Regions from separate parts of the Homo sapiens genome. Here regions 2 and 3 are each linked to region 1. The links are chromatin loops, found by intact Hi-C in ENCODE. Cell type or tissue: endothelial cell of umbilical vein. All regions are shown on one strand. Each heading gives the region's core, and the rest is flanking DNA. Links, peaks and the distances in the headings are about the cores only.

Region 1 (8,158 bases), core at 1,213-6,212:
TTGAATGTATTCAAATGTATCTCCATCAATGAGCACAGTAATTATGAATTCAGCACTAATTAGTATATACACTACTTTCCTTGCATATTTGATTTCCACAGTGAGATGGTAATAAGGGAAATGCCCATTTTTGTCCTATCTCATAAAAATTCCACAACGTTAGAGGGGGAAGGGCAGATGGTGAAAGGAGACTGGGGATGCATTAAATATGAAAAAACTTTACAGATAATTGGTCTGGTTACTGAGGGTATAAAACAACACTCTTACCTTGCAGTTAACATTCTGCTAGCTAAATATGCCGCTTTAAGGACACACTGTTCTTATTAAAAGTAAAATCTTTAGTGTTTTTTACCATATGATCAGCTTTTTTTTTTTTTTTTTTTTAAAGGAAACGTCGTTTCCTGAAAAATAAGAAGCTAACAGGAGTTTTAGGAGTGAGTGGTATACAGAAACAGTACAACAGACTCTGTCTGGACGGGGCTGTGGGTTTGTAAGTCAAGAAAATAACAACCATGGCCTTTGCAAGCCGTTATTTAGAAGAGGGCTAGGAGATAAATAAATTTGTTAGAGCTTTATGTGCCAATCATTGATTTGAATATAAACCAAATGATGTGTTACAGATGTAACAAGGTTTGGCTGCCAAGAGCTCACAGTTAATGCACTCAACTTTTTCACAGGGAAGACTTTGGAATTAAGCGTGCTTTATGTGCACTTGTTATTGTTTTTGCTGACCTCAAGCATGTTAAAATTAGAGCCACTGCGAACAGTTCACCAGAGTTGTAAAGCCCCCGAAAGCTTGCAAGCTGTTTGCTATTTACCCAGTAAGCTGCCTGTTTATCATGAGCCTGAATGCAGGACCCATTAGGCTTATAATAAAAGAACCTTTAAAAAAAAAATCCCCAAGTCACAGCACCGAGCCAGCAGGAGATTCAGACATTTCCAGGCATGAGATACGCTGGAGCTGCTGAGAACATAAACTGTGGGAGTAGAACAAGACCACACCTCTGTGTGTGCGGTGTGCGCGCGTGTGTGTGCATGTGTGTTCGTGTGCGTGCGCGTGTGTGCGCGTGTGTGAGAGAGAGAGAGTGGAAGAGAAGGAGGGGAGGAGGGAAGGGGTGGGCGAGAGAGGAAGGGGGCTTTTTGGCTCTTTCCGCTTGTGGGTTGTGAGTGAAACAAAAGAGCTAATTTTATTCTTGGACTGAAGAATCTCTAGCGAGGCAGCCGTATACTTTTCGCTCAGGTCACCGGCCCTTCTAGGTCTGCTGGGTGTGGACTGGGGTGGAAATGAGTTCCTTAATATAAACATTTTTTATAGTAGGTCAATCTTGAGAAAGACTCCGCGAGAACAGCACCGATACCTTTACCTCCCATTTTCCCCAGCAGCTGAATGGGGGGCCTCCTGGTGTCTTTGACTCAGTGGTAAGGCGGCTGCCTGAGGAAGGAGACCCGGCCGTGGTTTGGTTCTGAGCGCCATTGTTGAGTGGCTCTCCCATCCCCATGATCGGAAAAGGCCCAGCCATGCCCAGGAGAGAGAAACAGCCTGCTTTCGAAAACTGTGGAAGGTGTTTTGAAGGAAGAAAGGTCCTAAGGTGCTCCAGTGCTTGACTTCCTTCTCCCAAATGGGCTTTCAGAGTCCAAGATCCAGAAGCCAGGAAGGAGAGAGGGAAGGGTGGATGGAGGGAGGGTACCGTGGATGGAGTAGGGAAGGGTGGATGGAGGGAGGGAAGGATGGAGGAAAGGAAGGAGGGTGTGCCATGCGGGCCTGGGGATGCGGTACCCAGGCCTGAAGGCAGGCCCACTGAGCTACCTATGCACTGATTGGTCCTTCGATTCAGTGCCCTGCATGCTACCTGCCTCCTGATTGGCCTTGACTCAGAGGCCCCAATACCCACTGCCTGATTGGTTTGAGGCAGGTCCGGAGCTCGTTGTTTACCTGTCTTGAGGGAGCTGCAGGAGCATCAGTTCCACTCCGAGAGCCACGGTGGGCTCCTGTTTCAGGAAAGGGCCAGTGGTCAATCACTGCCTTTTGTCCTTTCTTTCCCTATCGCTGTTTCTATGGTTGGATTATTGCCACTATGTTTATTAGCATTTCAATTATAATATCCTAAGTTCTTATGGGGTTTATAAGTATGCATTTGATGGACAGAAATAAATAATTTTTTAAGTTTCCATCCGGCTCTGTGGTAGTAAAATCAAGGATTAATCAAAGGCACAAAGAGGTTGAGTGACTTGTGTGAGATTAGGCACTTACTGGTGAGATTATATGGAGGTTTTTTAAAAACCATATAGGTATGCCTCCCATATATAAATGTCCCATATTTAGGAGTATCTCTAAGACACTGTGATCTTTTTCTAAGCCAACTCCAAATTAGGAAGTGTTTTAAAAAATGTTGATGACCACACACCCTAGAGGAAAAATGACCAGATACAGAAAATCCCTACTGCTTCAAAAGTTTGGTAGCCTTTTTATGGTGTAATGACACTGGCCAAATGTGATGCTCTAGCCTTACATGGCTACATACATCACTGTATCTTTTGTTTTTAAATAAAAACACATTTTAACATGTCCTATTCCCCTTCACCATGGTTTGGTTATTTATATAACACACTTACTGTTTCAGTAGTCCACTGCAAATCTGAGGTTACATGGTTAGATGGAGGGGGGACATATATAGGAGAAAATACGGAAATAACGGCATGGTAAAAATGCAATCCTTCTGTGTGTTTGTGACATGCAGATGTCATGTTACATTCCAGCAGCAAGAAAACCTCACAGGTGCTATTATGAGAGAAGAGACGGTGGCTTTTTCATAGAACTGAGAAGCTCAATCCTATTATTTTATTTACAACTTTTTCTGAACAAGTTGGTACATTTTTAGTTCTTGAATGTAATAGGTGCTCAATGGATGCACATTACATGGAGTAGAGTGAACTTGCGTGTTTGTACCTGAGATGAAACTGGTTTCTTGGATATAAAGTCTTCTCATCTTCTACAGACTCCAGGTCAGGGGAAGGAGAAAAATCCAACCAAGAATATTATTCAGTAGCTCCAGACTTGGCTTCCTGGATGTGCTTTTACTCTGGAGTGACACAGTTGATTATCATTTCCTTTCTCTTTTCCCTGTCTTTTCTTCCTCTCTTTTTTCTTTCCCTTCTTTTCTTTTCTCCACATTATATGTGCCAGACACTGTGTCAGGTGCTGAAGATAAAAGGTGAAATAAAACTCAGGCTTTGTCTTACCAGTGGAGTGGGGGACCCTAAGGGCATACATGTAGACACACATGTAGGCTATAGTATGATACCTGCAATAACTAGAACATGCAAGAAGTTATGTTTAGATGAAAATGTTGTACAAGGAGAGAAGGATTAACTCTGGCTATGGTTGGATCATGGAAGGCTTCATAGAGGAGGAGAAGCTGGGTAGGGTTTTGAAGCATGAAGAGGAGTTTGACAGGTCAAAAAGATGGGAGCAACATTCGAAACAGTGGGCCTGGAGCAGTTTGTTTTGCTCAGGCCTCTATAAGCAGCATGGCAAGGCTAGCTAGTGTATCCATTGTTGGTGGGAGGAGGAAAGAGAGCACAGACAGGCAAGCCTTAAGAGTCAAGCAGAGATACACTGAGCAGGCCCTTCTATGTCAGGTTAAGGATCTTGGAAGTTTTCCTGGAGAGCAGCAATAGGGAGCCATGGCAGGGCTGTCAGCAGGAGAGTGCTGTGCTCAGATTTGCATTTTAGAGAGACTCCCCCTGGCAGCAGTTTGGAGGCTCTGCTGCAGTTGTCCTTGCTTTATGTCTCGTTGGGTCACCCTCCTGGGATCCTGAGTGGTGGAGCCCACACTGCATCCTGTCAGCAATGTGAGCGGGCAGCTGTGACAACATCTGCACCAAGCATGCGGATGGCATTTGGCGCCGAGGAAGAACGGAGAGCAGGGATTGAAATGCAACCAATAATGGGTTTTTTAAACATTTGTTTTATTCTCGCTCTAAATGCGTGCCCTCTCTTAACCCCTCAGATGAAATTCATTGTGTCCAAGTCCACTAACATTGGAGAATGTTTTTTTTTTTTTTTTTTTTTTTTTTTTTTTTGGCAAAGAATGTGTCAAGGAGAAGGAGAGGAAACTGTTCAAAGCTGCCCTTTCCTGGCTTGCTGGGCAGGTGGTTGTTCAGTGTCCTGATTGCTCAGAGGGGTATTTCTGGAGCTGTTGTCTATGGGAGGGAAAAGAGCTTGACTTTTAAACACGGAGCGCTGCAGGTGGGGAGATACTTCTTGCATTGTGTTTAGACCGTTTTCTTAATCTAAACATTATGCCAAGAACCCTTTCTAGGGAAGGGAAACTTAGGCACCAGCGTGATCTTACTTATAAATAGCCAAGATCTGCTCTGCAAGGAAAAAAATACCAACCCATGCACTCTTGCAGCCAGCAGGAGCTTTGAAGGATGCTGTCAACCCGTCTTACTTACACCCCTTCCCTAGTCATTGTAGAGAGAAACAATGCCATCTTCCCGAAAGGAAATAGGCAATAAAAAACTCCTGCAGGACTTCCTATTCAGACTTTTCCCATTCATACCCGAAAGGGGCAAGCCACTCTCCCACCACCCAAGCCCACCACCAGTTGGATATTTCAGCCACAGTCGGGGGTTTCAGATGCTTCAAGATGTGGCTTTTCCTGAGTAGGTGTGGAAACTGTTTTTTCAGTTCAACAAAGCTTTTTTTTCTTTTTCCTTTTTTCTTCTTTTCCCCCAAATTGCCTTTTTGTTTCACATATCTTACAAAGCCTCTGACAAAGTGTACGCAATCTAAGATAATAAAATGACAAATGTTTTTTATAAAGTGCCCCACAGGCTTACATTTTTTCTGATTGTAATTTTTAAATTCATAGGCGGATCTGTTATTTTCTTTTTCTCCTCCTCTTTTTTAAAACAAATATTATGCTTTATGGTGGCACAATCTTGCTGCTTTACAGTATCGATAAATGCAGGTACACCTGCACTATAAAATCCACTTTACATGAAGCAGGCCATTCCTGTTTTATGGCCCATTTTTCACCCATTGTTCTAGAGTCATGTCATAGGTGTGTTGTAATGTGCTCGGGAGGTGGACGCCTCCAAGATCAGTTTAACAAAATGGTCTAATTTTGCCAACTTTAGTGCCAAAATCTGGATTGAAAAATGCAGGAGTAATATCCCAGTAGACACACGATATGATGTCACTTCCCTGAAAATGGCCAAGATAAACATCTATTTCCAGATCACTTGCACTTACAACATGAATTCTGCCTCTTTTTCAATCCCCAAATTACGGTTCCTGTTTTCTAACAATTTTAATGTTAACCTGGTTGACATCTGACCTTTCCTGACTTTTTCTCAGACTCAGAGATTTTATTACATTACTGGTGGAGGAGGCAAAATTCCATTCCAAATATAATGACACTTTTGGAGCCTGAAAACCTGCAAACTTTTAAAAATGATGTGAGGCAGACTGAATAGTCCTCCTGACTGAAGCATATACACAAATGTGCAATTGAGAATCCCAAGACCTGGCCAGACAGAGCTCTGCAATGTGATGCTTGTTGATTTGATGCTCCTTTGCCGTGAAGGAAGCTTAATGCTTTGTTTCTTTCTCTTTAAATGGACAGGTAGAGTCAGTTTGCATCAGTGTGAATGCATGTAATTAGTACAAGGAATTCTTTTCTCAGTAAATCAACAAGTGTTTATGGAGTGTCTATTACATTCAGCAAAGCTCTCTGGGGATATAAAATATATAGACCTGCTGCTCATAGACAAAATAATTTTAGCATCTACTATGTGCCAAGCTCCTTGTGTACATTATTCTCTCCACATGAAACTTCTGCAGAGTTGACACCTTAGTACCCATTCTACAAATGGGGAAACTGAGGACTAGCTGCGATCACCTGTGCAGTTGTTGCAGCTGCCAGGGTTACCCACTCTCTTTTGTCGGGTGCTTACTGTGTGCTGCACAATGGGCTGAGCTCTGTCTACTGTCTTGTAGCACCCTGTGAGGTAGATTGTATTACTCACCCATTTTACAGAAGAGGTAGGTGACAGCGGGAGAGGCCAAGTGACTTGGCAGCAGGTGCTAGCATTAAGATTCACAGTAGACTGAGCACGGTGGCTCACGCCTATAATCCCAGCACTTTGGGAGGCCTAGGCAGGTGAATCACGAGGTCAAGAGTTGGAGGCCGAGGCAGGCGAATCGCGAGGTCAAGAGTTCGAGACCAGCCTTGCTAACATGGTGAAACCCCGTCTCTACTAAAAATAAAAAAAAAAAAAATTAGCTGGGCATAGTGGTGGGCACCTGTAATCCCAGCTACTCAGGAGGCTGAGGCAGGAGGATCGCTTGAACCTGGCAGGTGGAGGTTGCAGTGAGCCGAGATCGTGCCATTGCACTTCAGCCCAGGCAACAGAGTGAGACTCCGTCTCAAAAAAAAAAAGAAAAAAAAAAGATTCACGGTAGAGACTCTATTGGTTGGTCTGGGCCATCCTAGGCCATTGCCAGACTACTGAGTGTTCCCCTAGAGCACACGCTAGAAAGAGGAGACCCAGACATGAGATGCCCACATATGTGTTTACTTCTGGGAAGACAACGTGCAAGACAGAGCTGAGTTCTGTGGAAGCAACGCCAAGTGTTACAAGAGTTCAGGGAAACAGAAATGTTGCTGAGGGCTGGAAGTGCTGGGGCAGGTGGGTCTGAGAGAGGACCCTGAGCAGAAGTGGGGTTGCATCCCAGAAAAGGTGAGGTGTGATGCTGCCCCTTCTTCTTGCTCTGTGGTTTCTTTTCCTGGTTTCATTTACCTCATCACTACTCTGCCAGACCGGTTTGATCACCTGAGTATCTGTGTCACTGCTGGGTGATCCATGTGTGGTCAGATCCGTGTGCCCTGAGCGTCCTGACCTGCTCCTACTTCCCACCACTACTGCCATACACACGTTCCACATCCATGCCTATTCCATCCCTACCTCTCTCTTTCTATATATATATATATATATACACACACACACACACACACACTTGTGTATATACACACATACATAATGTAAGAAAATATTCCATGCATATAAATATTATCTACATGTAAAATAAATATAATAGAGATAGTTAACTTTAGGCTCACACGTCTCCCAAGCAAACCACAAGCTTATGAGTGCAGGACTCTTACGTGTTTCCTTCCGCAGAGCCCTGCACACTGTAGGGGCTGGGGCGTGACTTGGCGAGTACAGCAAGTCTGGCTAGAGTTTCTCAAGGGTGTGCCCATGGGGATTAGTGGAAAGAGCTCTGTGCTTGGGTTGGGTGGTTTGCCCACTCCACCTTTTATTCTCCTTGGGTAAGTGGCTTGGGACCTCATTTGCCCTTTCCAATGGGATAGCAACATGTTTCTTTTTGGAAGCTACTGTGAAAGATGATGATCTGGGAGGGACTTGGGACACAGGCTTATTTGTTACACAGATGCCACCGGCCTTGCATCTCTCTTGTGAGCTCAGAAGTTGCTTGACATCACTGCCTTTTTCATCAGGTGGTTCATAGGAAGAGGCCAAGAGAGAGAGAAGGATGCTGTATTTATGGGAAAAGGCTACCAGAATTTCCATCCGAGGTTGGTGGTCCATTCCTCTACCTATGTGGAAGGCAGGTTCTCCTTGACAATAGCCAGGTCTGCATGTGTCTTCCACTCAATCTACAACGTATCCACGGAGAGTGACCTTGTACTCAGTACTCAGTACTCCAGCCCCTTGGCTGGAGTTAGCTCTGCCCGCTCCACCCCTGTGCCTTTTCTGGCCCACTTGAAATTTGATGTCTTGGGTTGTAGCCTATTTTTAAGGTTGAGTCTCACTCTTAGACTATGAGCTCTTGAAAAATAATAACTGTGTCTTATTTGTCTTTGCTCTTCCACTTACATATAGGAACTACTAATGACATTTAGCAAATGTCTCTTTATCTTTTGATGGAGCAGAGAGAGGTCTGAGGATGAACTGCTTTCATCTTCTCGCTGTGTGATCTTGCACGGGTCCTTTCCTATCCCTCCTCTGCCACTCTTCTAGGACCGAAGGGGTTCGAGGGTGACCTTTCTGGCCACTTGCAATTGCTAAGAGTGTATTGATTTGAGAATTAAAGGAACGTGGCTCTTGAAATGTGTGTGCGGTAGAG
Region 2 (8,158 bases), core at 1,499-6,498, 65 kb before region 1:
ACCAAATGAGACATCACCCCCTGGTTCTCTGGGAGCCCTGACTGACCCAGCGGGAGTGGCGGAGAGATCCAGGTGGTCACCGCTCCCATCAGACCTAACACGCTGGCCGACAGCCTGCCAGGCTGGAGTAGCCTTGCCACTTTTTCAACACAGAGTCTACTCCAGAGGTGTTTTCTCTCACACAGACTCTCAGCAGAGGAGGCCTCAGCTCAACTTCCTCCGGCTCATCTACCCTCTGAAGTGATGCTTCACCCACATCCACAGACCCCAATTCCCCTCCTGAGCTCTGTCAGCCAGACCCCCAACAGGCAGGGCCTCCCACAAGAAAAGAGAGATGTCTCCACACATGCAATGAACCCTGTGGACTATGGAATGCCTTTGAAAGCCAACTACTCTCATGTGACCCTTGACTAGTCTCCACGAGGATAATATTAATGATTCGAAATTCTACCAGAAGCAGCGTTCACATAGATGCTGGCACAGTGACAAAACCTAAAGACACTTCTTTGAAGAGCCCCGCTTGCCTAACCAAATCTGTCATGTGGCCTTTCAGTCAAAAAGAAGAGAGTCCCATAGGCTCATGAAAGTCAGACCTTTGAGCTTACCAGCTAAGTTCAGATCTTCGGAGGGATTCTTAGCTCGTTGACCTGACAGGCGTGGGGAGGAATTTGATTCCAACCACCCCACAGTGGAGATGCACATGGTGACTGTGGTGTGTAATTACCCCGGGACTCCCAAGGGAGGCACACAGCATCTCAGAGGACTGCAGAAGGATGCCATTCCAACTCCAGCAAAGTGAGGCTACAGTATTTGTCCATCAATCTTATGCAATCTTGGGATAATTTCCCAGGCACGGTGCAATCAGTGAGTGACAGTGTGAGTGAATGGCTGTGTAGTTTGTGTAGCACAGAGGCTATAAGGTTCTTGTGACCCACAGCATTGAAATGTCTGCTGAACACGTAATTGACTTATTGACTCATTCCAATAGCAGGAGAGGAGGTGATTGGCCAGGTGTACCTTCACTAGTTAGGGGTATATTCCTGAATTCAATAGAGAAGATTGTCAGAAACAAGTCAAATGTAAACCTGGGGTATGGAAAAAAAATTCGCAGCTCCAGCAGGCATTTAAATGATAGAAATTACAATGGAAGTGATAGTGTTTTGAAGATTTGTTTCTATCATAATGTTTGCCCCAAGTGCAGGAAATATTTATACTAGCTAGCTAAAGACATAATCAGTGTTTCTCACTTTTCAACTACACAGTTGTCTGTTTTGTCACCCATTTAGGATACAGGTTTCCTGAAGGTGTAGGATGATGTGAGGGGACCATGACTATTAGTCAATGGCTATTGACTATAGACAATTAGTCCAGGGGGGTGGGAAAGCTAGATCGGGTGGTCAGAAGAAAGGGCACAGGACTACTGCAACTCACAAAATTTCGGAATAAAACTCAATATCCATATTATAAATCAACACCCCCAAGAAATGGCAGATGCTTGATGTCAGGCAGAGAAAGTGGACTGGTCAGGCTGAATCTCATCTCAAGAGGGGATAAGATTTCGTAGCTGCCACATTTGGAGGTGAGGCACAAACTGCTAATGGCATGATTCCGTTCCCTTCCACACCCCACATGCATACACAGATGCTCATGCCCATGTGTTCCCAGCACACCCCCCACACCCCATCCATCTTCCTATTCTTAAGTACATCCATATCCATTTCCATCCTCACCCCATTCCCCACCCCTTCCCCATCTGCATCTTCATCCATAGCCCCATCCCCACCATATTCCTATCGACATCCCCATTCACATCCATGTCTCTATCCACAGGCTCATGCCTATCTGCCTCCATCTCAACATCCACATTTTCTTTACTTATTTTTTTGAGATGGAGTTTCACTCTTGTTGCCCAGGCTGGAGTGCAATGGCATGACCGCGGCTCATCACAATGTCCACTCCTGGGTTCAAGAGATTCTCCTGCCTCAGCCTCCTGAGTAGCTGGGATTACAGGCATGCACCACCATGCCTGGCTAATTTTTGTATTTTTAGTAGGGCCAGGGTTTCTCCATGTTGGTCAGGCTGGTCGCGAACTCCTGACCTCAGGTGATCCGCCTGCCTCGGCCTCCCAAAGGCCTGGGATTACAGGTGTGAGCCACCGTGCCTGGCAACATCCACATTTTCATCCACTTCCTGATCCATCTACAATCAAGTCCACAGCCACAGCCATTCCATATTCATATTCACATCCTTGCCTGTCTTGACAAATGCAGCCACTGCTGTGGTTCCATTCAATGGCGCACACCTAGTGAAGTTGACAGCCAGATGGACAACTGAGGCTGCAACGTCTTGTCCACATGAATTTTTCTGTTTATCCCCCGAGAGAACCTGGTGCTTCCTGTCTCATAATTTGACTAGGTCTGCAAGATTAAGACAGCTTTTATTTTGTCACCTCAAATCACGGAATGCCCTTACATCACATGACCATTTGGATTCATGCTAGGGTCAGTCCTGGTGAAGTTTAAATGACTGAAAGCAAATGTGAATTTTCAAAAACTCCAGTACATCTGTGCTTCCCTCCAGCCCAGGCTTTAGTTGTTTCTATTCACTCCTTCAGGTTCATCATTACTTGGTTCTAACAAATCCTGGAACTTGGGTGGATGTATTACTTCTTGACAGTCACCACAGTATTTTTGAGACATGCATCTGAAAGAATATTCACCACCACAAGTATCATATTAACAAAGGACTGAAAGTATTACCTCATTGATCTCCAAAAGCTAATATTTCTGTCCGAACGCTGTTTGTTATTAGAATATTACTGAAATTTTGAGGGACCTGACCCATTCGTGTATTACTGGGTCGGTATAGAATCTGCTGAACTAGCAGAATTCAGTGTTTTCATCATCCAAGATAACATTAATAAGGGAGTTGGCCATTTTCCAAATCCTAATTATAGCCTGGGTAGACCTTTTTATTTTTGATAAATTTATGATTATTAGCCAATTTAGATGTTTTGGGGAAGAATCAATTATTAATTTTAAAACAGCTTAATTTCTTTACTTCTAGATACATAAACACAGTGAGCAAACAAATCAATAAATGGTTTGACTCTCAACTCTAGTTTGTCCAAGCTGTGGACCTCCGTAGGAGAATCTCACCAGACGCTCATTCTGCTGGTGTTTATTGAGCGTCTAGAGTGTAAGGCTCTATGATGGCTTATTAGTTTCCACAGATCTCTTCCGATGCCTGAGAGTGACGCCTTCTGAAAACCTTGTTTGCTATAGAATTTTCCATGAGAGAGGTATAAAAGCCAGAAAGAGCATCTCTCTCAGAAGAATTTTTCCATATGCCTGGGGTTAAAATTTGTAGCGGGAAAAGACTTTAAAATTGGTTCTGCCCCTGTGAGTGTGGTCATTGGATCCAGCAGGTTTTTCTTCTGAGAGTGTAGGTCACTTAGGGACATTGCAATAGAGATGTCCTCTTTCTCAAGTCATCTTCAGATGCCCCTGGCCTTAGAGGAGGCTGATGGGAGAATGGCTTGGCCTCTATGGTGGGATGCTGGCTGCCACATGAAGCCACGAGGGAATCTAAGAATTCCTTCTATGCAAGGGACAAAAGTTTACTTGTTTACCAGAGATGAAATTTATGTGCATTGAGGTAAATCTTAACCAAGGAATTTCCCTTCTTTATATTTGTGGACAGTTGTAGGAAGTGCCAAAGAGTACTGCCAAGTTCCAGAAGCATCTTGCCCCTGAAAATGCCGTGGCTTATCCAAGGGGAAAATTGCACATAGGGAGTAATTTAGTAAGAGACTCTCAATTAAAACTCCCCTGGCTCTATCTTATTTTTCTCCTTCACAGAATACAGTTTTCCCTGGATGTTTCCACAAATATGTAAAAAATGTTGGCAAAAAAAGAAGCATTCAAATATTTATCTTGCATTTAACAACATCAAGAGTTACTTGAGTGTTTTCATTATTTTAATTTTAAGGGCTGTGGTCTGTTATTTCATGCGAATGAGAGAGAAACATCTCTCTGTGGTTTCACTGATAAGATGTTTCAAGAGTTAAGAAGTTAAAAGAAAAACAAACATCAAACTTGGACATGAACATTCACTGTTCCTGATCCTCTTCCTGTTTCTCTACTTGAGATTCACATTAAGAATTTTTGGGCCTGGTGCGGTGGCTCACGCCTGTAATCCCAGTACTTTAGGAGGCCGAGGTGAGTGGATCACCTGAGATTAGGAGTTCAAGACCAGCCTGGCCAACATGGCGTAACCCCCTCTCTACTAAAAATACAAAAATTAGCCGGACATGGTGGCGTGTGCCTGTAATCCAAACTACTTGGCAGGAGAATCTCTTGAACCCGGGAGGCAGAGGTTGCAGTCAGCAGAGATCATGCCACTGCATTCCAGCCTGGGCGACAGAGTAAGAATCTGTCTCAAAAAAAAAAAAAAAGAATTTTTGAAGTTGTGAAGTCCATGGGACGTGGGGAGCCAAGTGGCTCTGCCTGGGCTTGGGAAAATAAAACTACAGATGGCAGCGGGCCTCTTCTCTGATTTCTTGTGTGACGCAAAGGTGTTTTATGTTGACAGAAGAACAGTGTTTTCATCTTGAGACGCCCTCTAGTCATTGGAGACGTATTTTCCTATTTTTATTTCTCATAACTGTGTGCTTCTCTTGCACTCCATAATGTGTTTAATGGGTCGATGCTGATTGAATGCGAGACTCTGTGGTGAAGTTGGGAATGCAAGAGGGAGTTGGTGATAGAGTCTGTTTCCAAAAACTGTTTAGTGCATAGGATTTCCAACAGACTCATTCCTTGAAGCTGAAATAAATGCAAAAAAAAATACAAAGCCAATGCTGAACCAGCAACTTAGGACTTGAGTCATGTGAAAACTTGAGTCAGTTTGCATCACCTGCTGCATGTGGAGTGGAAGCTGACAGTGGCTGGCAGCCAGGTGCCTGCAGGGGAGGGGCCTCCTGTGGAGTATGGGAGAAGGTACCCAGGTCTATGCCCTGGAGGACATGGATGTCAGGAGGCTTCCAGAAAATTCCCTCTCTGATCCCAAGCTCTTCCCTCTAGCTAGCCATCAGAAGTCAGAATGACCTGGAAGGGCCAGGGGCAGAGCTGTCGTGAGCAGGGCCTGGGAGTGGTTATGTTATTGCTCTCCAACACCATCAGAATCCACCAGGCATTTTCCTCCTTCCTCCTGCCAGCATTTGCTGGGTTCCTGAAAGTCCTAGCGAGCAGGATCCCAAATGGCAGAGGGATGCACCCTGATGTCCATAGGTCACTGTGGAAGAACAGAGCAGGGAAGAGAAAATTCCTCCTGAGGTTTCCCATGGTTTCATGGAAAAGGCCCTAAGCTGGACCTGGGAAGTAGAGGATTTAGCTGTAGCCCAGATAGGGCTGGTGGGGCTGGGCAGGGGGATGCCCTCACCAGTGTGCTTCCCCGAGCCATCCAGGAGCAGGGGCCTGTGGTGGAGACACATCCTGAGCTGCCTGCCTCCTGGGCTCCATACTCTATGAGTGAGTCTTCTTTGATATAATCAGATGCTGTTTGTATACAGCATGGTTTGGTTTTTTTTTTTGGTGGAAAGGTTATTCTATGTTATTCACACATTGGGGAGGCAATTTTACATCTAGGTCAAACATCATACAATTTGTGACCCTTTATTTCCCACTCCCTATCCTCAAAGGAGTTGCTGAGCTTCTCGTGCTGAGGAGCTGGCTGTCCTGGGAAGGAGGAAGGTGTTCAAAGCAGTCCCTCAGCCCTCGTGGAGATGCTGCCAGGGCTTTGCCTCAGAGTGAGCAAGGTCTTCCCGCAGCCTGAAAGATGCCCACAGTTCTGTGTCTGTGTTGGGTGAGTCAGGGTTCTCCACCAAAGCACAATGGGATGGTACATATTTAGAAAGAGATCTATTTTAAGTAACTGACTCATGTGTTTATGGAGGGTAGAAAATCCCAAATCTGCAGGGTGGGCTGGCACAGGCTGGCATCCCAGGAAGGAGCCGGTGCTGCCATTCAGGTCTGAGGGCAAGTTCAAGTCTGTTGCAGAATCCCCCTTGCTTAGGGAGGTCAGTCTTTGGTTGTATTCAGGCCTTCCACTGATTGGCTGACGCCCCTCACATCATAGAGGATAACTGCTTTACTCAAGTCCACTCATTTCCATGTGAACTTTGGCCAATAGCACCCACACAGAAACATCCAGAATAATGTTTGTCACCTATCAGGGCACTGAGGCCCAGCCAAGTCACCACATGCAATTAATCATCCCCTATGCTTCTAAGTCCCCACACTCCTGACTCAGGCATTCTGGCCTCTTTGCTGCTCCTTGAACATCCCAGGCAGGCTCGGCCTCAGGACCTTGGCAGTGGCCATGAGCTCTGCTAGAACACACTTCCTGCAGATAATCTCATGGCTCAGCCAACGTGTCTATCAAATCCTTGACCAGAAGTCCCATTCTCATGGTGGCTACCCTGAGGATCTGTTGATGGGCAGCCTGCCCTGACACCCTGAATGCCAATTTGCCTTACTCCATTTCATTTTTCTACATTTTCCCATAGCAGTTACCAGCTACTTCACTATGTGAGGTATGATTTGACATTTCTTGTTAATTTTATGTCTCTCCACGGAAGGAAGCATCTTTGTTTGTTCCCTAATGGACAAGCACCTAGAATCATCATGAAACAGAATGGGAGCTCAATAGATAGTTTCAAAGTGGCAAAAGGGTCACTTTGCTCAAGGACTGCTCTGCCTCATGGTCCTTCCAGCTCATCCCAACTTCTGACAGCAGGCTGGAGGGAGAAGCTTGGGTCAGAGAGGGACAGAGAAATGAACTCCTGGGCAAGGATAAGCCCAATAGCGTGTGGATTCTTGTTTTCCACTGGGGTGATTCCCCTGCGTCTCCAAGCCAGCCTAAGCTCTGGGAGCCATCATCATCATACACACATCTTTCCTATAATTTCCAAAAAGCCTGAAATTAGAATTTGGAGTTTGTATAGCCTTTGGGTCCAATATTTCACCTTTTAAGTACAGGTGAAGAAATGGTACATTCAAGATACTAATCCTGAGGGCCAGAATCTCCCAGCTTTGCAGCAGAATTGAGAATCAAACTCACATCTCTTGATTCTCATTTCACAATGCTAAGCCTCACACCATATTCTTTTTTGTTAGTTTTGGTTTCTTTTTAATCAAAAGCATCTAGAAAATGAAACTTATCCCGAAGTCCACTTGTTTCTTGCAAAAAGTTCAATATGCAAACCCAATGTCTTAATTCAACTGTGAAAGACCAGGCCTAGGCCATCCTTCACTGCACAGAAAGGTAGCATCCTTAACCCGGGAAAATGGCAAAATGCCTTGTGAGTGGTAAATGCTACCTTCCATTGTGGCCAGGCCCAGGTTTTGAGTGGCTGTGGACATCATCCTAACATAGGAGGAGGAAGACGCATGAAACACATTGTGCAATTAGAAGAATCTCCCATGCACAGAACCTCCCACCCTTCCCCACTAGGCACACATGCACGCGGGCAGGCGCACACACACACACACACATGCACACACACTTCTGAAAGGCAGGCTTTGGGCTGAGTGCTTTGGTGCTCTGCTAAAGTGGGTGAGGAGAGGGGTTTCAGCACAAATCCCTCACTGCCTTGGCATTCGGCCAACGGCTGCCACAGACCTGGTTTTCCTTGCGAAGGTTTGAGCTCATTCTGCCTGGGTGACCCTACAATGATCTTAAGGTATCAAAAGCAGGCTGATGTGTATGTCTGAGCAGATAGCTATTTCATTTTGGACCTGGTTTGTAGTTAAATGTTAAAGTGAGGTTCTCATCTGCTCTTTCCCATGTTCTTACAGACAGGAGTGGAATGAGGAAAGGAACAAGTTCAGGAAGTGGGCCCTTTACTGCACAGATCTGGTTCTAGATTCAAGCAGGCCGCAGCTCGCTGGGGGGCCCCATCAAAGAGTTCTCAAGTTCCTCTCTGAACACAGTGTGAACTACCCCAGTGTGCTTACATGGCTCCAATAACCCTCCCTGCCTGACAGGGATAATAGAGCCATTGATTGTCTGATTAGCCACAGAATTTTGTGGGTATTTCTCAGTCTTTCTTTCACTCATTTCGATCACAAATATTAATTGGTCATCTATAAAAATG
Region 3 (8,158 bases), core at 1,499-6,498, 220 kb before region 1:
AAAATTGGCTTATTTATTTCTTATTTACTCACTGGATTATTTTTATCCATCTGGAATTTATTTTGTTCCATCATGTGCCAATAACCTATGTCAGGTTTTTTAAACACTATTTTCCGAACACTTTTTGCTAACTATGGCTATTTGCATACACATTTCTTTCTCATAATTTGTAACTCTCCCTTTTAGGTGAAAAAACCATTAGATAAATGAGAGGTTTTGACAGAGAGAGTTTCCTTTTATTGTTCTCCCCTGCCCCCTACAATTTCTTAGCTCTTTGTTGCTATTTATTTTTATTATAAATTTTAGAATGATTCTGTCACGTGCCATAACAATCTCCATTGGGATTGTGTCTGCATTCGCATTGGTCTTTTAAATTAACTGGGAAAATATTCATCTTTACTGTATTCAGCCCTCCCATCAATGATCATGACATATTTCTATAAAATTCTTAATATCACCCAGGAAATATCTGTGGTTTCCCATTGAAAATTCTGTATGGTTCTTGCTAGGAGTCATCCTTGCATTTTATGTTCTTGTTTGATCTTATGAAAGTCGTTTTCTCCCATTACATCTTCTAATAAGTTAGGAATTAATTTTTCTATATTCAACTTGTGTTGGCCACTTAACCTGCATATTAATTCTAAGAGATTTTATGTGTGTGCTCACGTTATTTGCAGTGAATGATTTTGTCATTTATAATTGTTTATTGTGAAGTATTTCACATGTTACTTCATTGGATAAATCAGAACAATGTTAAACAGTCATAGTGATAACAGACTTAGGCCTGATTTTAACAGGAATAAAGTTGATATTTTTGCATAGCTCCATGTTATCATCTCAAACGATAATGTCTACCTTATTCATATAGTAAAGAAGTAGAAATAATGCAATTACTGTGAAACATTATATAAATATAAGGTGGTGATGTTATTTATTATTAAGATATTAAAAATGTGAGGATCAGAAGGCGTTCATTACCCTAAGAAACACCCATTTCTCATTTTCATGGATAAACTCAAGATTAGTGCTGACTCTTGAGATGGAGCTTGGTCCCTCCCTGTTAATTATCAGTAAGGGGAGTCATTTCTAGGTAGGCATGGAAAAACCGATGCGAGACCATGCTCACTTATTAAAATATTCTCTGGTTTTATTGTCCAAATTCAAATTCACCTAAGATTCCAAGTCTAATCATCTTCAGAGATAACAACAGAAGGAGTTACTAGAATCTTATCTGGAATTCAGTTTCTGCAGAGCAGTTCCTATGTTTGACCTAGCTCTGGGAAATTGTAGTGGAGTGGGGCTGATTCCAGCCTAGTCTCCCTACTTAATGCTGCGGGATCCTGGAAGAAGATCCTATGGGAATGCAGCTGACCTTCCCGCTTAATTTCATTAACGGAGGCTCGGTGAGCAGGGTGGAAGCACCCCCTGCCCTGCTGGGGCCACCTCGCTGAAGGTGGGTGGAGGCGGCGCTGCCTCCGGGCATATCCATCCACAGGCCACTGAACGGAGAACGGCCTGCACCTTCCCCTCTGATGAGGCTTCTCAGGTACTTGTTAGATTGCTTTGCTCTTCTTAATGCAATTTTTCAGCTACTCAACATATTTGTTCTTGAGCAATTTAGACACCAGTTCATGTTTGTAAAGAAAATATTCCCAGGAAAAGTCTCTGGAGAAGTATCTAGTGTGTGACCGTTTTATGATAAAACGGGGCAGGTGGTCATCAAGCCTTCATGCATAACTGCCCTGCCACCTTTGCAATCTCGCTGGATGCCACTGGCCATGTTGGTAAGCGGGCTACTCCTCTGCTTAAAAATGAGGACGAACTCCCCAGCTTCTTGGCCGAGCCGATAAAGCTAGCAACAATAAAAAGAAACAATGCATAATGTTCATTATACTGCTGTGTGGGGAGTTTGTTTAAGACTTGGGCCCTAAATGGTTTTTAATCCCAGGATGCACTGATTGCGATGATGGGAGAGAGGCGGCCCAGCCGTCAGTTATAAAATCATTGCAAATATGAGCAGAATAAAAAATGGTGAAAGGGATCTTGTTACAGATTCTGTTTATTCCATGAGGATTTGAGGAAAGCAAATAGGCAGTGATTCTGTTTGGAACTTGTTCCTGAAAGATTACCTTTTATGTAGGTAAGTCAAAAGGTTAAAGAAGTAAACAGAATTTAAATACAGCCAGTTTTAGTAGTTTTTCTATTGTTTGACTAACACAATAATAATAATAAAAACCCTGCAGGACCTAGCCAAGAATAAAGAATCCTTAAGATGTAAGAGCTGTAAAATCTTGCTAGGGCTTATCTGTAAAATACCATTTTGATTTTGGGTCTAGAGAAGTGCTTTGGATCTCAAATGACAATAAATCTCTACAAGTCCAATAGTGATTTCTGCCAGCTTGTGCCTGTAATGGACAATGTGGCCGCGTATTATGAAGCCGTGATTAAGGAATTGGGGGAAAGGGTGAGAGTGATTCTGGACTTTATTTTGGCACCTTGCACAGTTCAACGTTACCACAATTATTGGTTTTCTGAAATATGTCCCTATGCATTATTCTGATCAGATTACTTGCATTGCACAATTCTCTGGTGAATAACGGGACAATCGCACAAAATAAATCTCTCTCTGAAATTTAATCTTCCTGTCTGTACACTGTTAAGAAGAACATCTACTGTCCTCTGATAAGGAGTTGTATATCTTCCCTAACTGAAGTGGGTTTTGTTTTTTAATTATTCATAATGGAAATTCACAAACAGGCAAATGACCATGTCGTTGATGTTTATGTAAGGAAGAGGGTGTTGAAATACAGCTTGTGTTCTCACAAGCCCTGTGTGATGAAATTCTAATTTCTTTTGTAAAAATGCCATGGGAGACTGGGTTGGGTGGTTTATTCACAGCTTTACTCTTTCACCCCCTAGAAGTTCCTAGCACTATTCTTTTCAAAATCTGCCTCCCTGTTGAGGTGGTGGAGCCCATGGAAGCATCCCTTGTCACTTGGCACCTTTTCCCCTTCTCGGCTCTGCGAGGCTGCCCTTATTTAGAGGGATGAGCAGATTTCTCTTGAGCTGTAGAATTTCTCCTGGAGAGTGGGGACTGTCCTAGGCAGGAAAACGTGGAATATTTGTGCCAAAGATAGAAGAACGGCCCTGCCTTGAGTTCCTTGAACTGTGGGGCACATTCTTGCTGAAAATGAGTGATGGGGGAAGAAGTCCTGTAAAAATAGGACCGAGCTCACAGCCGAAGCCCTTGGTGTGGCAGGATTTCCTAAAGACCCGCTCTGTAGAATAGCCAGAAAAAAAACACCATCAGGACATTCAACTATCAAACCAGGAGCTCAGCTCCGATGGCCCTCTGTTTATGAGGAAGCATCACATCTTGAAGTCATTTTTTCCTCTCTTTCTAGAAATCATATTGTCAGAATGCTGCCAACCCTCCTGACTTGGGTGTGTGCCTCTTGGAACAGACTCATATCCTGGGGAAGTATCCAGGAAATGTTTATTCTTTATTTCAAACTTAGCTTTTAGAAAATATAGAAGAAAGACACGTTCATTATTAAAGAAAGCAAAGAGTACAAAATCTGTTATATGAAAAGGTTCCCCCAACACCCTGGCCAAACCATTTCCCAGTCGCCCCAGCTCTTCTCCCCAGAGGTTGTCGTATGGAGACCTTCCTCTGGACTCTTACAGGCATTGGCTTTGCACATACACGAGATGAATAATATTATAGCATTTTACATACTCCCTGAACCTCGCTGTTTCTTGCCTAACATATTTTAGACATTTTTTTTTTTTTTGCTTTTCTGTACATAAATTCAACCTGGTGAAAATTAAACCTGCTTAGTATTCCAGCAACCAATTTATTTAACTCGTCCTCCATTAAGACACGTTGTTTCCCATTTTCCATTATTATGAACAAGAGGAAGGCAAGAACAAGGATAATGCTTAAGAGTGTAAGTCCGGTTACAAAAGGGACTCAGTTCAAATCACAGGTTACCACTCACCAGCCATCTACTTATCCTCTTGGAACCCAATTCCTCCCCTGTAAAATGGGAATAAATGAAACTTATGCCACATAGTTGTTGAGAGAATAAAAATCATGCACACAAAGTGAAAACATCAGAACTTTGCAGACAGAAAGCTTTTTCTGTATATTTTTTGGAATAAACAGGTGTGTGTGTGTGTTTGTGTGTGTGAAAAAGAGAGAATTTTTGTGCAATTAAGTGAGTGCATTTGTAAGACGAAGCCTCACATGTAGAACTGCTGGATCAAAGCCTATGTGCACTTTAACTTTTGAGGAATATTGCCAAATTACCCTCCTCAACCAAGGACCCAATTACCCTCCTCAACCGAGGACCCATTCATACTGTTTTGAAGAAGCTTTGAGTGTTCTTTTCCTCATCCGATTGCCAGAACTGGACATTCACTTGCTGGTAAGCCTTCACAAAACTAGAGTTGAAAGTGCCGCTTTTTGCTTTGATTTGCGTTTATTTACTTACAGTGGTTTCATATCTTTGTTGTATTTCTTCTCTCAACAGCCTGTTCATATCTGTGGACATTTTCCTTTTGGGTTGATCAGGTTTAAAGGAACAAACAAGATGTGTATGAATTACTTTTACATTCACAAAATCTCCCTTTTACCTGTCCTAAGGTTGTGAGCATTTCATTTTATTCCTTTTCCTTTCTTTCTTTTTTTAAGAGAGAGGGTCTCATGCTGTTGCCCAGCCTGGAGTGCAGTGGTGTGATCATGGCTCACTGCAGCCTCAACCTCTTGGGCTCAAGCAATACTCGCACCTCAGCCTCCTGAGTAGCTGGGACTACAGGCACGTGTCACCAACGCTCCGCTAATTTTTTAAGTTTTTTTGTAGATATGGGGGTCTCACTATGTTGCTCAGGGTGGTCTTGAACTTCTGGCCTCAAGCGATCCTCCCATCTTGGTGGAGTTAGGATTACAGGTATGAGCCACTGTGCCTGGCCTCATTTCTTTACTGATTTCGTATATGGCACTTTTGCTTTACAGAATTTTAAACATTTTATTTAGTCAGTTATCAGTCATCTACTTTACTTGGCTTTTTTTTTTTACAACAATTATAACCAGTTTAACCATTTTTGGTTTATTAGGAAAAACCTACGCTTTTTAAATAACTATCATGGTTTTATTTATGAAGTTAGGTATTTGGCCCAAATGAAATTAACTGATGAATATATTCAACTGAGTTGAAGCAGTGATCCATTCCTCCCTTTCCCCAAATTGTTATTCATTTGTTCTAACACAATTTATTTTTCATCTTTCTCTCCAGTGTTTGAAGTGGTTACATTATAAGAGGAAAATTATTATATGTATTTGATTAGTTTCTGGATTTCTGTTGCATGTATTTACTTAATAATCCTTTGTCCATATCATATTGCCTTTTAAATAAAAGCTTTTTAGATTATCATGCTGTAAAGTTGAATTTTTTTCTTTTAGTGTAAGGTTTTATGAATTTTAGCATATTTTGTATGTATCAAGTGCTTTAAATAGTGTCACTTTTTCAGATGTTTTGTTAGTGGAGATCGTTCTTCTCCTAAAAGCGTTGCTCGGCTATCTTCCCATACAGTTGTTTTAGAATAATTTTGTTCAATTCTAAAAAAAATCTTGATTTCTAAAAATCTATTAATTTTTGGAGAACTTACTTCTGTACTCTTGGGCTGCGGCCTCCTGTTTATTAGTCTTCTTTTATGTCCCTTCATTGAGTTCAATGTTTTTCTACCGTGCATGTTTCTTTAGTTTATACCTAAGAATTCTCATCTAATTTCTTGCTATTGTGAATGGGAAATCCTTTTCCAGTTTGTTTTGAACTATTTTACGTTGAAAAGAGTTATTAATTTCTGAAGAACAATTTCATAGCCCACAAACTTACTCATGTTTTATTATTTCTAATCGTTCTGGTAACTTGATTTTTCCCCAGAGACGCACCATGTTTTGTTCATCTCCAGTCTGTGTAGTCGTCTCTGATATATCCTGCCTCCCACCTCCCTTCGGTTTATTTTTTGTTCTTACACAACTTGTTGAGTTGGGGACTTGGCTTATTCTTTTTCAATTTTTCTTCTAAATGCACTCAAAAATCTATTTTTCTCCAAATATTGCTTTAGCTATGTCCTATAAGAGTTCCTGTTTTGTTTTTTACTGCTCATTTCTAAGTATTTGGCTTTTAATAATGTATATTAAATAATAGTAGTAAGTAGTAATGAATAAGTAAATAATGATAATTTATAATTACAATTTTCTTTGCCTTTTTGTTTCTCATTTTCTGCCTTCTGTTTGATTGCTCAAGTTTTCATATTCCCTGCTCTGTTGGATTGTAAACATTCTGTTGTTTTAGTAATTACTTAAATTTTTTTGAACACAAATATCTCTATCCTCCTCTAGAAAAATACAAGAACTTAAGACTATATTAGATTTTCTTGTGTTGAGTAATTTCTTTGGTAAGTACTATTACAAAAAATTGAGGAAGAGCAGGAACATTTGTTCTGTTTTTATTTTATTGGTTATGCTTCCAAACATCAGCATTAAGTATCATGATAGCTTTTGATTTTTGGTGAGTGATGTGTGTGTATCTGTGTTGTCTGCATGTACACAATTTAAGGGTGAATCTAGTCAATTTCTTGTTTTTTTTAAATCAGAAAAGAACTTTGAATTTTATAAACTTTCCTTTTGACGTGTGTTTATCAAATGTTCTCCTTTGTCTATTGATATGTGAACTACATTAATAGATTTTCTTGTCTTGAATCATCTGTAAAATAGTGATTGAAATTGTATCTATTTTTTATTCATTCTTGCAAAAAATATTTCCTGTGCAGCAACCATGTGCTATTCCAGGCACCAGGAATGTGCAGAGGAAAACGTCAGCCCTCGCCAAGCTGACATTTGTATGCGTGAGTGACAGACAGCAAATCACGAATAAACAAGATACTGGACAAGCTGCAGAGGTAAATAGCACTATGAAGGAACCAAGAGGGGGATATGAGAGACCTCATGGTATCGCTGGGAGCATTCTGAGATGCTGTGCTCCACACAGAGTTTCATGCTTGTGGGCTTCTTGCTTTGATATCTTGTTCACCTCTGCTGTTCCTTTTGCTGGCATTCTTTTAGTCTCAACTTTTCTGGGTAACTTTTTAAAGATGTTTCTTACATACAGCATATGGTTGAATTTTGATTTAATATAAATACTTTTAATAGGTCAACTTATCCAATTTAAATTTATTGTGTATCTATTATTATCTGTAAAATGATGATTGAAATTGTATGCATCTGTATTCATTCTTAGGTCTTTTTAGAAATTGTCATGCATGATTTTTTATTGTTTCTAAAACATTTTAAATGTTTTGTTTTTTATCTTTGGCTCATACACTCTGTGTGTGTGTGTATATGTATATGACAGAGAGAGAGAAAGGGAGAAAGAGAGTGAGAAAGAGAGTGAGAGGAAGGGGTTGAGGGAGAGAACCCCTGTCTAGCATTTGGAAGGGCTAAAGTTCCTTTTAGTTCTTCTAGTGCTCACTTTTATAACTTTAAAGAAATGCTTACATTTCTATTTCTTGATTGATCAACTCCAAATAGTATTGATTTACCCCAATCTATGAAAGGTGGGAAAATGGATGGGCTTATACTTCTTGTTCTCTCTCCTTGTCTTTGGATTTGCATAGCTATAATTTTAATATTGTTGCTTTTTAAAAAAGCAATATTTACTTGCTGCCTTTACCCCAAAATTCTTGCAATTGCTTTATTTCAATTCCGTATTTAAACACCTTCAGTGCTCACCCCAGTCAGTGAGTTTATTCCCATTCCTACTTTTCTCCTTTCCCTGAATTCCAGTTAGCTTTTATTTATTATTTATTTATTTTTGCATGAAGGGCTCATGTTTGCTATACTGAGGGTGTTTTCTGTTCACTATAGACATAAAGAAACTGGCTGCCTATAAAACCCTTCAGTTACGCTTCTTCCCCTCAAACTTTGGGCCACTGTGTTTCTCAACCTGTGAATGTTTGAATCCCCTGCTTAGGAATCAGCAGAGAGATCTGTTTCAAGTGCAGATTCCTGGAGCCATTGGATCCTCGTGACTCGGAGGCTCTCCGCGTGGGCTTGGGGAGCGCTGTTCTTTCAGAGGAGCTTCCTGGGCTGCCC

Evidence for each region. A loop is a pair of places that touch in the nucleus more often than their neighbours do. Peaks named below come from ENCODE experiments on the same cell type or tissue, not always from the same donor. Only the 100,000 strongest peaks of a DNase experiment are listed, where the experiment ranks them.
Region 2: a loop joins it to region 1, with 4 times the contacts of the local background. A loop is called at or near these places in 5 of 110 quality-filtered maps.
Region 3: a loop joins it to region 1, with 6 times the contacts of the local background. A loop is called at or near these places in 6 of 110 quality-filtered maps.

The regions. Positions count from the first base shown.
Region 1 is chr10:129,035,828-129,043,985 of GRCh38, reverse strand. It overlaps LOC124902559 (a long non-coding RNA gene), which reads left to right and starts at 7,233. Exons shown (of 2, transcript XR_007062390.1): 1 at 7,233-7,340; 2 at 7,530-8,158. In endothelial cell of umbilical vein, for the core only: no CTCF peak of the experiment used is centred there; DNase peaks (open chromatin) are centred at 4,165, 4,355 and 5,195; H3K27ac peaks cover 1,695 bases.
Region 2 is chr10:129,101,231-129,109,388 of GRCh38, reverse strand. No RefSeq gene overlaps it. Among named protein-coding and RNA genes, the nearest start is that of LINC02667, 190 kb to the right of the region's middle. In endothelial cell of umbilical vein, for the core only: no CTCF peak of the experiment used is centred there; no DNase peak of the experiment used is centred there; H3K27ac peaks cover 819 bases.
Region 3 is chr10:129,254,015-129,262,172 of GRCh38, reverse strand. No RefSeq gene overlaps it. Among named protein-coding and RNA genes, the nearest start is that of MGMT, 210 kb to the left of the region's middle. In endothelial cell of umbilical vein, for the core only: no CTCF peak of the experiment used is centred there; DNase peaks (open chromatin) are centred at 2,782 and 3,422; H3K27ac peaks cover 974 bases.